4 separate regions of the Mus musculus genome follow, and all the other regions are linked to region 2. Evidence: chromatin loops called from intact Hi-C (ENCODE). Cell type or tissue: left cerebral cortex. All regions are shown on one strand.

Evidence for each region. A loop is a pair of places that touch in the nucleus more often than their neighbours do. Peaks named below come from ENCODE experiments on the same cell type or tissue, not always from the same donor. Only the 100,000 strongest peaks of a DNase experiment are listed, where the experiment ranks them.
Region 1: a loop joins it to region 2, with 8 times the contacts of the local background. A loop is called at or near these places in 2 of 42 quality-filtered maps.
Region 3: a loop joins it to region 2, with 2.2 times the contacts of the local background. A loop is called at or near these places in 3 of 42 quality-filtered maps.
Region 4: a loop joins it to region 2, with 7 times the contacts of the local background. A loop is called at or near these places in 3 of 42 quality-filtered maps.

What each region holds. Positions count from the first base shown.
Region 1 is chr7:96,521,048-96,523,547 of GRCm38, forward strand. All of the region lies in intron 4 of Tenm4 (teneurin transmembrane protein 4), which reads left to right. Among named protein-coding and RNA genes, the nearest start is that of Gm15412, 180 kb to the left of the region's middle. In left cerebral cortex, no CTCF peak of the experiment used is centred here; DNase peaks (open chromatin) are centred at 150 and 1,112; H3K27ac peaks cover 1,596 bases.
Region 2 is chr7:96,574,369-96,576,868 of GRCm38, forward strand. The region is part of intron 6 of Tenm4 (teneurin transmembrane protein 4); the gene reads left to right. Among named protein-coding and RNA genes, the nearest start is that of Gm15413, 230 kb to the right of the region's middle. In left cerebral cortex, no CTCF peak of the experiment used is centred here; a DNase peak (open chromatin) is centred at 1,073; H3K27ac peaks cover 1,111 bases.
Region 3 is chr7:96,642,514-96,645,013 of GRCm38, forward strand. Tenm4 (teneurin transmembrane protein 4) reads left to right here. Exons shown (of 33, transcript NM_001310762.1): 7 at 1,486-1,695. Among named protein-coding and RNA genes, the nearest start is that of Gm15413, 160 kb to the right of the region's middle. In left cerebral cortex, no CTCF peak of the experiment used is centred here; a DNase peak (open chromatin) is centred at 1,542; H3K4me3 peaks cover 635 bases.
Region 4 is chr7:96,650,145-96,652,644 of GRCm38, forward strand. The region is part of intron 7 of Tenm4 (teneurin transmembrane protein 4); the gene reads left to right. Among named protein-coding and RNA genes, the nearest start is that of Gm15413, 150 kb to the right of the region's middle. In left cerebral cortex, no CTCF peak of the experiment used is centred here; DNase peaks (open chromatin) are centred at 1,113, 1,711 and 1,951; H3K27ac peaks cover 1,304 bases.

The sequences.
Region 1 (2,500 bases), 53 kb before region 2:
CGCAATTGCCTATAACTGCAGCTCCAGGGGGCTCTGATACCCTCTCTGGCTCCTCAAATACCCTCTCCTGTATCTAGAAATATGCATGCATGGTGAGTGCACACATACACGCACACACACACAAAACTAAAATAAATGATGACGTCATCCTTCCCAAGAGAAGACATGACAAAGGCAAGAAAGACACTGCTACGTTTCTGTCCTCAACACCCATAGACCTTCAGTTCAGACCCTGGACTACGGCAAGGCAGGGAGAATGATGTGAAGAGTGGAACGCACACAGAAGTCCGTAGGGAGGCCTTGCAAAGGACAGAAGAAACAGACTAGGCATGATTCCCACGAAGGAAAATCCAGGAGCCCTCTCTTAAGTTGAGCCCCACCCAAGGGACAGCCCTGGCGATACCTGAAGCAAACCAATGGCTTTGGAAATGGCTGGGCAATGGGGTCACACAAACAGAGGGAGGGAAGGCTCAAGGGGACCTGATGGCAAGATGTCTCTGTGATGTCTGGGGTACCTACTAGCTTTGAGGAAGCAGGTTTGGGCATGGCAGAATAAATGGTTACATTTGTCCCTGTTGAACCATTTACAAGGTCATTTCTACATGTGACATCTTGTTTGAGGTCAGTTAGCAAGGAGCTGAAGGGGCTCTCTATGTTCTTACCTGAAGGATGAGTAAAGCCGACCTTCGTGCTCATTCATTACCATAGGTTTGGGTGCTGGGGTGAAAATTCTGGTTTTTCTAGTTGCTATGCTACATCGATTTCAGAGCGATGATGTCCCGGAATGGTGATAAAGTTGCTGTTGTTTATGACTCTGGGGCCAGGCATGTTGGTCTGGTTTGCACCTGGAAGCCCCTGAGCCTCGACAAGGCACATCACATGCCTACCGTAACAAGAGAATGTGTCTAGGAGAGAGGGGACCAAATGCAAACTAACATGTGCATCTGCTAGTCGAGTGCTCCTTCTGCTCCTCGTCTTTGTGGGATCGGGTGTGCCCCTGTTCCTGGAGGGTGGGAGCCTATTCTGGTGGCCTGCCGCCAGCTCTTCTTCACGATGAGTCTTCCTTAGGCAAATGCTTGGGAGGAGCCATCTCCAGTTAAGGGCCTGCTTTGGAAGGCAAGTTCTCTGACTCATGCTGAGTAAAGTCTGCACACAAGCAGGTGCCTGACTGGGAGCACATTTCTAGGGCTTAATGAGCATCTGGAAGGGAGGAGACAGGAGGGTCCTGGGGGCAGAGCTTGGCGATCTGCTAGGAGGAGGGGGGAAGCCGGAGAAATAAGCCTGCATTGGGAGTGATATGATCACATGGCATCCATGAAAGATGACTATCACTGGCCAGGAGATGGGATGGAGGCAACACAGGAGACCCAGGATGATGCTGTGGAAGGCAGCAGATAATGCTACTTGGGCAGGCCACTGCAAAACAGCAGACAGCCCTGAGGACAGAGGATCATGTGAGTTGAGAACGACGTGTGTACCTGCGATTGCTGAGTCCTCCCTTTCAGCCTTCACCAGTTGTGGGGAGGGCATTTCCCTTCTCAACAACTTCTTATGCTGCCTAAGTAGGAGAGCCTGGCCCATTGTCACAGTTTATAGTTATCTGTATGCTTTGGTGTTATTGTCTTGTGCTCTGTAGACTCCCAATTCCAAGTCAAGTGGTGTTCATTTTTTAAGGCTTCTTGCCTAGTTTCACGTTGGAGTTCTAAAAAGTATGTGTGACTATGACCACCGTGGGAAGTTAGTGGCTAGCCACTGATGTCCAGGTAACTCTAATGGTCACTGTTTGGTACTGTATTGACAGTTTATTGTTTGATCTCCCCTGACTTCTAGTGTAAGATGCTGCTTGTAAATGGTTTTTAGGATTCCTTTGTTCTATTTTGAAGGGTTGAGGGACCTGGTTTTCTTCATTGTTGTTTGTTTGTTTGTTTGTGAGATTAAAAAAAATGAGGAAAATTTTTATTTTCCAAATATATGTTCTGGAAGAAGGAATCTGGGCTTTAATTATCTGTTCAGACCACAGAGAGGAAGCACAGCTGGCTAGGAATGCTTTGGAAAGCCAGAGAGGAAGCCACGGTATAAAGTGCAAGGAATTTTGGGTTGTCTGGGCTTTGAGAAGCAGAGACTTTAAGAACTGATAGAGTCCCTCTGTGGCCTTACAACAGAGGAGGGAGCAGCTCTGCCTGGTAAGCTCTTTGGCCCAGAAGAAAGAAAATGGGCCCCTGGGCACCATGTCTTCACCCTGTCCTCCGTGCCAGCAGTGCAGAACTAGTATCTGCCTCTGGCAAGTCAGCTTGCCTCTGTTTCCCTATCTGTAAACTGGATGGAGATAACAGAGTCCTCTCTTGGGGGTTGCTGGGAGGACTTGGTGTGATGATAAAGATGAAAGCTACTTCTTTAGTTAACATGAATTTAATGAATAGTATAGTAATTGCTATTATGTAATACATTATTGAAATTTTTTAAAAAAATAATAATTAGAACTTTACTATTAAGAACTTGC
Region 2 (2,500 bases):
TCAGAGGCAGAGTCCCGGGGGTGGCATTTGTTCACCAGTCCTGGTGCCCAGGTGCTCAGGTAGAGTTGCTTGAACAAATGAATGAGTTAATGACAAGCTATTCAAAACTACTGGATCCCTTGTGAGACCCAAAATAGTCCTTCCACACTGGAGAGGCTTTTTAATAAGTTATAACACAGCAAATTAAAATAAACATTTGTCTAAACTTCCACCAACCAAGTCTCCTGAGGGTTGAACACCTTTTCATCTACAAAGTGCTTTCAAAACAAGAGCTGATTCTCCCCCTCAAGGCCCCTGGATATTGTAAACAGTAAACACATTCAGAAATAGATTAGCATTCAGTAGCTACGTTGCTGCAGGCTAGTTTTACAGAACACCTTCTCGGGAAAGAAAAGTGAATTGTCTTTGGGATTTTTTTTTTTTTTGGTGGGGGGTGGGCAGCTTCCACATGAGGCAGGGGTTGTGTCAAAGGCTTACAGCATCGTGGTGTTATGCTCTCGAGGCACATGTAGGGCAGGCATTCTGCTTCCTGCTTTAGAGATTTCAAGCACTCTAAGGTTCCAAGTCATAACTTGTCCAAGGGCACGTAATGGATAGATGAAAACCAAGAACTTCTCTTAAGTTCTGCTAATGCCTCAACCACCGGCCTTCACCTCAAAGGTTTATTTCCCAACATTTGGTCTACAGATTGCCCAGACTAACAGCGTACAGGGGGTGAAGCATGGCCCCAGCCAAGATTTATTAGATGAGACTCTGGAGGGAGAAGCTCGGGAATGGCATCTTTAGCAAAGCTCCCAGAGTCGTCTTTGATCACCTAGACCTTATGCCCATAGCGTGTCTCACAAGCTGAGAGAGATGTCTGTCTAAAGGGATGAGAGGGGAAAATCAAAAGGGAATCACTGGGTCCAAACACCTCATGCCTCGTGTTGAGTTTGGCAGCTCAGCTCTGTGCACAAACCATGTGGCAACGGCTTCCTCCCCCTGCCTCTGCAGGCTGCGCCGGCCAAGATGGAAAGCTTCCTCTGTGCCCTGCTTTTCATGGCAAGCCTGGGTGGATGTTTTCTCTCCACTCCATATGGATTTTGCAATTAACTCACTAGAAAAGTAAATCACAGGGTGCCTGGAATAATGAGTGCAGTGAGCAGCAGACTGCAGCCAAGTAGACTGGGCCCGGATCCAGCATGACTAAGGTTGCTGGGCGGGCACAGGAAAAAGGCAGGAGGCTGGAGGCTAAAGGAAGGCAAGGGCTGAGGGAGGAGGAGAGCAGCCACTGGGGAAGATGGAGGACCTTTGTGAACGTGAGGTTTAGGTTCCGTGTTCCTGTCCAACTCGTAGGTTTCGGGTTACTCTGACTGGCCGTACTAATGATATCATTTTGCAGAAAAAGAAGCTGAGACCCAGAGAGACACCATTGCTCCCCAACTTTGAACTTTCCTAGGAAGCCTCCAAACCTATCTCCTGGCCTACAGGGATCTTTTCTCTCATGTAGTAACTAAGTAGGAAGAACCCCTTCCTCATTAGCCTGGGGACAACTGGGAGCCTGAGAGAGAGCTGATCTGGGGGGGGGGGGGTGTGCAGCTCCTCATCTGTGAAGTGGGATGGCGATTACTCCTAACTGACAGCTATCCAATCTGGTATCTTACAGAAGAGCATGTTAAACCCTGCGTGGCACACAATAGGACCTTTGAAATGCCACTCACCTTTAATGAGTGGTGGTTCCTTCACAGACAAAAATACCATTGAATGACACAAGGAACAGAGACATGAACAAGCTATCATAGGAAGTGGGGTTTCTAGAAGCCTTGTGGATCGAGAAGGAGATAAGTCATGGAAATCAAGAGCAGTGGCCAATGCCTCTGGTCATCCTAGAGACTGCTGCTGGTGCTGAGTCTACTGACTGGGAATCAAAAGGCCTAGGACACTGCCTTTCTTATCATCCTACTTCTCAATGGGCCGGTTTAATCTTTCAAGATGGTGGGTTGAGCCCATCTTTGCCTGGAAAGCTTACTGCACGGGCAGAACCATGAGATGCAACTTGACTCCACAGGCTCTAAGAGACACTCTTGGGTCAAGCTACTAGCCACTGCAGGGGAGCCATGGGCACACATGCACTTACCATGGGTTCTTTTTTCTTTATTTATGTTTATTTTCAGCAAGACTGAAGCCTGGGCCGGGGCCTTGTCTGTATAGTGCATATGGGCCACCACTGAGCTATATCTCTAACCCTCCTTTGCTTTTTATTTTTCGACCCCTAGTTTGCTCATGATGGCCTTTAATTCATTCTATAACCCAGGCAGCTCTTGACTAATAACCCTCTTGCCTCAGCCTTGCATGTAGCTGGGTTACAGGCCTGTACCACCAGGCCTGGCTACAGGATGACCTCTTTGTCATGAACAGTCCTATCTAGATGTCTGTTATTCTGTCTCCTTACTCTAGATCCATAATTAGTCATCAGAGAAGACTAATAAGAATAGGAAAAACTGATGGCATGATTAGAGAC
Region 3 (2,500 bases), 68 kb after region 2:
ACCCCAAATAATGTACCTTGGTCACTGATTCCCCACTTTCTGCATTGTCCTTAATGAAGCTCTGAAATGAACCAGCCAAATGTCATGAAGCAATTCTATGAAGCAGTGACTGGCAGTTAGACTCAGGGGTTGACAGTCACATGGTGGGAGCTGTAAAATACATGGCTTTGAACCATGAGGCCTTCTGTTATGTGTACCACCCAAATCAGAAGTTCTGTGCCTCTAAGGATCCTGCTAAATGTTCTGATCTGGGATGGGCTGTGTTTCCTGAGGCTGTGGCCCTTCGCAGAACTGGTGACATAGGGCTATGTCTTACACATATTCTGCCAGTCCAGGTGTGAGACAGTAACAGCCCTTGCTGCCGGGCAATGCCTATGTTGTACTGTATACCTGTGTATGTGTCTGTGCTTATGTCCTCTCTTGTACTCGATGTACTGCATGTGTGGAAAGGTTCTCCGCAGACAAGAAGGTGAACTCTCCCGAGCTGTCCCTTCCTTCTGAAGAGTTGGGCATTTGTTCCTAGAACTGTTGAAAGCCGTACCCTTAGAACTTTGTAATAGCCCTATATCACAGAAGATCAGAGTCAGGATCTCTGCCTTTTGGAACCCATAAAATGCCAGTGTCTTAATATGACAGACTTAGAAATGTTATCATTTCAGCTATCAGAGCATAAGGATCCTAGTCTATCAGATCTCTAGCACTAATATGTGCAACAAGTGTCTCCTCTGTGCTTTCCGTGAGCCTGGCATTACGTTACGCTCTTTGCTTAAGGGAGTGAGTAAGACCACTAAAACCCTTGATTGCAAGAAGTTTGCAAAGAATGTCAGAATTTAAGAATCGTAAAAAAAAATGTTAGATCCTCGGAGAACTAAAACACTGGTATGCTGACGTTCTTAAGCTACTAAAGGTGGGGGAGAGCCTTAGATCATTTTTTCCAGCTCTCACTACCTTTTTATGAGGCCCGGGACTTATTGCAGGCTAGCTGGATTCAAATCTCACTAATAAGAACATCATTTCAGTTCAGTGACATCACAGAATGGCTGGGTCGCAAGGGCTCGGCCTTCACCCAACCCTGGCTGCTCATTTTACCAGAGAGGCCACTGTGGCTTATAGAGGGCAGCCGGTTGTTCTGTAAAAAAAAAAAAAAAAAAAAAAAAAAAAGCGCAGTCAGCAGAAGACAACCCGGGGTTTTCCGGCCTCTGTTAAAGAAAGGCTAAACAAGAAGACCCTCCTGCTGTTTCTGAGGTATTCTGCTAGGCCCACTTTTGTGAGCTGTCCCTGCTCTTCAGAAGGAGCGCTTGCTCGCCAACTTTCTCTGCACAGGGACAGCCCTTGTGCGGGCCACACGTGCAGTGGATCGTCGCGTTCAGAGCCCCCTCCCCCGTTGATGCGTGTTTTATTTTGTTGCCTCCCCTTCCCCGTGTGCCTCGAAATCGATTTTCATTATTATTTTTTTCTGTCTGTGTTTGTCTTTGTGGCCCGCAGGTGCTCCCTTGCATTGTTCATCTGCTTCATCAACCCCTATTGAGCAGTCCCCCTCCCCGCCCCCCTCCCCTCCGGCCAATGAGAGCCAGAGGCGGTTGCTAGGCAACGGTGTGGCCCAGCCAACCCCGGACTCAGACTCTGAGGAAGAGTTTGTCCCTAATTCATTCTTAGTTAAAAGTGGCTCCGCCAGCCTGGGGGTCGCAGCAAACGGTAAGTGCTTCTCTTTTTTGCTAACTTTTAATAGTTTGTTGCTTTTCTTTCTTCTCGTGGGCTATGCCTGCTCTCGACCGCTTGCATCTTGCAGGGGTGGAGTGGCTTGGTGCATGGTGGGCTTGTGGGCAGACAGGGACCTGGGTGGTTCTGTGGGCTTGGGGTAGGTAGCTCCTGTCTCTGCCCCATGAAGGAGACTTTATTCCGTGACAGGTGCACGAAACAGAGGATCACAGACAGCAGGAGACAAACACCGAACAGAGACAAAGACCCAAATTGGAGGGTGGGGGACATGTTGCACTGATTGGCTTGCTGCTGTGGGCAAAGCGACCGCGCCAGACATAGTCACCTGTTGCTTCATTAGATTCTCCCTACAAGGTTTTGAAACTAGCAGGAATTCAGTGCTCCTCAGTAACATTATGAAAACTGAGAGAAAGGATGTTGCCTGAAGCCCAAGGCTGTTTTTCAAAGTGCCCTAGCCTGAAGTTGCAGGCAGCTACAGAGCTGAGTCTGACCACGGGCAGAACTGTTGGGTTTCAGCATGACCTGCCTGCCCATAGTTCCATGGTTCGCTCCTTTTCTCTGCTTTCCTCAAGAGAAGGAGGTGTGAGGGTGTAGCGAAAGAGTACCACCCAGATCCTGTACTGTTACACTTGGCCAGAGATACCCACCTGCCCAGCGGCAGCCAGTGCATTTCTCCACAAAGATGTTCTTGCAGGGGATCCAAGCCACTATGGGGTGGACATAAGACTGGATGTGAGAGGGCTTGGGATTACAATAATGGCACCAAAGTTTTCCAATTCTA
Region 4 (2,500 bases), 76 kb after region 2:
TGGCACTGTGATTTTAAGTGTTCACCACAGCACTCGGCTTTTTATCTAGTGCCAGAAATCAAACTCAAGTCCTCACACCTGTTAGACAAGCACTTTACTGGCTGAGCTATCTCTCTGCCAACAATGTATGGATGTCTCACTGTCCTTAGAACAGATACCATCTCTGCTTGTGACTCCATTTCCTGGCCCAATTTCAAGTGTATGGAGGTCAGCTTTGGCTTTGCCTGATTCCTAACTTGAAAAAAATAATCACAGCTACATTGAAAAGTCAGTTAATGTCCTTTCTTCTCCCTTCCCACTTACATAGGACACACAGCCATCCCAGGACCAGGGCACTGAGCCACACAGACACAGCCATGCAGATAGAAACTGGCCCTAGTGCAATCAGGATTCAGTGTGGCCTCAGTGCCTGTACTCTTTGTCCTCTGCCAGGTGCTCCCCTAACTAGACCTATGCCTCCCACCAGGAACAAACTATTATGGCCCCTAATTGGGGGCGGCAGGGACAGCCTCAACAGGGTCATTTCTATTTTATGTAGTTTACAAAGCCCTTTCTCATGCATTACCCCGGGCAAACCCTGGTGACTATAATCTAATTGCCACTTTGGCTTTCTAGAAGGTAAGGGTCCTCTTTGACCCTACAAAATAAACAAGTCACACTTTGAATTAATATAACCCAATGTCCAGGGGAAGCCAGGGCCCTCTCATTAGTCACTCACGTGACTAGAATGCAGCCTCTGGCATCCCTTTCCCACTCATTTCCCCCAAATGCAGTTGTATTAAAAAATACCAAAATACCACCAGGTTTAGTGTGTGGCTTGGTTGGCTCTCAGGACCCCAAAGCCACCCCATGAAGAGGCATGTCAGCCGTGTGTCCTGACTTTTCCCATCTGGAAACAGCCTGATTTGTGTTCTCGTTGGTATGTGAGTGGCTGGCTCTACAGAGTCCTCATTTACAGCAGACCACATCAGAAAGTACCTCCTGACACCAGGGTGCCCAGGCTGTTGAAGAGGAGCCTGGAAGGAAGCCAAGGAGACAGAGAAAGTTAGCATAATTCCCATTCAGACAAACCCCTTTCCTAAAGCCCACTCACACGCAATCAGCTCGTTTTCTTAGATGCACAGAGCCTCAAGGATGACTGAGCTCAGGGCTCGGCAAGCACTGCGTGCTGGAGGTAAAATGTGCAGAGGCAGCTCTGTGTCTTTTTGGGATTGGCTTGTACTCCAGTCAGTCCTGTCTGTAAAGCACTCTGTCATCGACAAAGCTTACTGTCCAGTTACAAATCTCAGCTGATGGCACTGCCCAGACCTGGAGCTGGCATGGGATTCCACTAGTGAGGGGGCTGCAGATAAGGACACCCAAGTGACCCCTTCAGCCTGTCTCTGACCTTCTGTGTCACCCTCGGGAGTCTTTGGGTCTGGACACTGAGGGACCTGGACTGAAACAATGTTTTCCAGGCTTTGTCTCTGTGTCCCTGTCACAGCGTAGACCCTCAAACCATGCCTACCTACACCATTATTTATGTTCTTTTAAACTGCCTCTTTCCCAAAACTTTTTGGATTTTACTGAATTTTCTTGTTTTAAGAGGGAATTGTATACTGGGACTGCAATTCCCTTGCCATATGGCAAGCGTATGATTGGCCATAAATAGAAGCTAACTGTAAAAATAAATACAATGAAAGCAGGTTATCATGTTCTAGTGAGAACATGCCTGCTCAAAGCTGTGGGGCAGAGCCTTGGCTCTCTTTGTTAAACAGGGACGTTGGCAAGTGTTGAATGTTAAAGCACACACTGGGTGCCCATCTGAGGTTTCCTCTACTTCATGAAAAGGGTTAAAGAAAGAGGCCCTCCCCATGGGAGAAATACTCAATGGGTGTTCCCAGCAGACACTGAAGACCATCCACAGGGGACACAGCTTGGCAGCCTTTTCTAGAATGCTGTCTACACATTTAGTGCCACCTTCACAGCCTTCCCACCTTGAGAACAAACGTCTCAGGCAGCTCCCCCCACCCTGGCGTCTTCCCTCGCCTCTGCTGGGTCTTTGCAGGCCATCTGTTCCTGCCCTCCCCCTCTGTCTCTGGCCCTCTGCCCCTGTCATCAGGTCTGAGCTGGGTGCTTTGAGCTCAGCTGGATCCCCCATTACTGGTTAATGGCTCTCAGTGTGGACCAGGAAACCATGTGGCTTCCTCTGAACTGCCATTATTTATGTAGGTGTTTGAGATTCAGCAACTTTAAAAAAATCTCTTTGCTTTATAAGACCAGAAGAACCAGAAATGGCACAATGTGGAATCAGGGTAAAGATGGGCTGGGAATGGGGGGGTTGGTAAGTGGATCCCCGCTGTGATGGGTGGCCACCTGGGATCTGCTCAACCTCTTCCTGTTCTATCTCTTGTTCTGTCAGGTTTATTAGCTTCACAGGATTGCTGTGCAAATGAGAAGACACAGTGTTTTCTCTATTAGCAATGCCCAGTGAAAGCTGGTTTCCTTCTTGCCCTTTGGT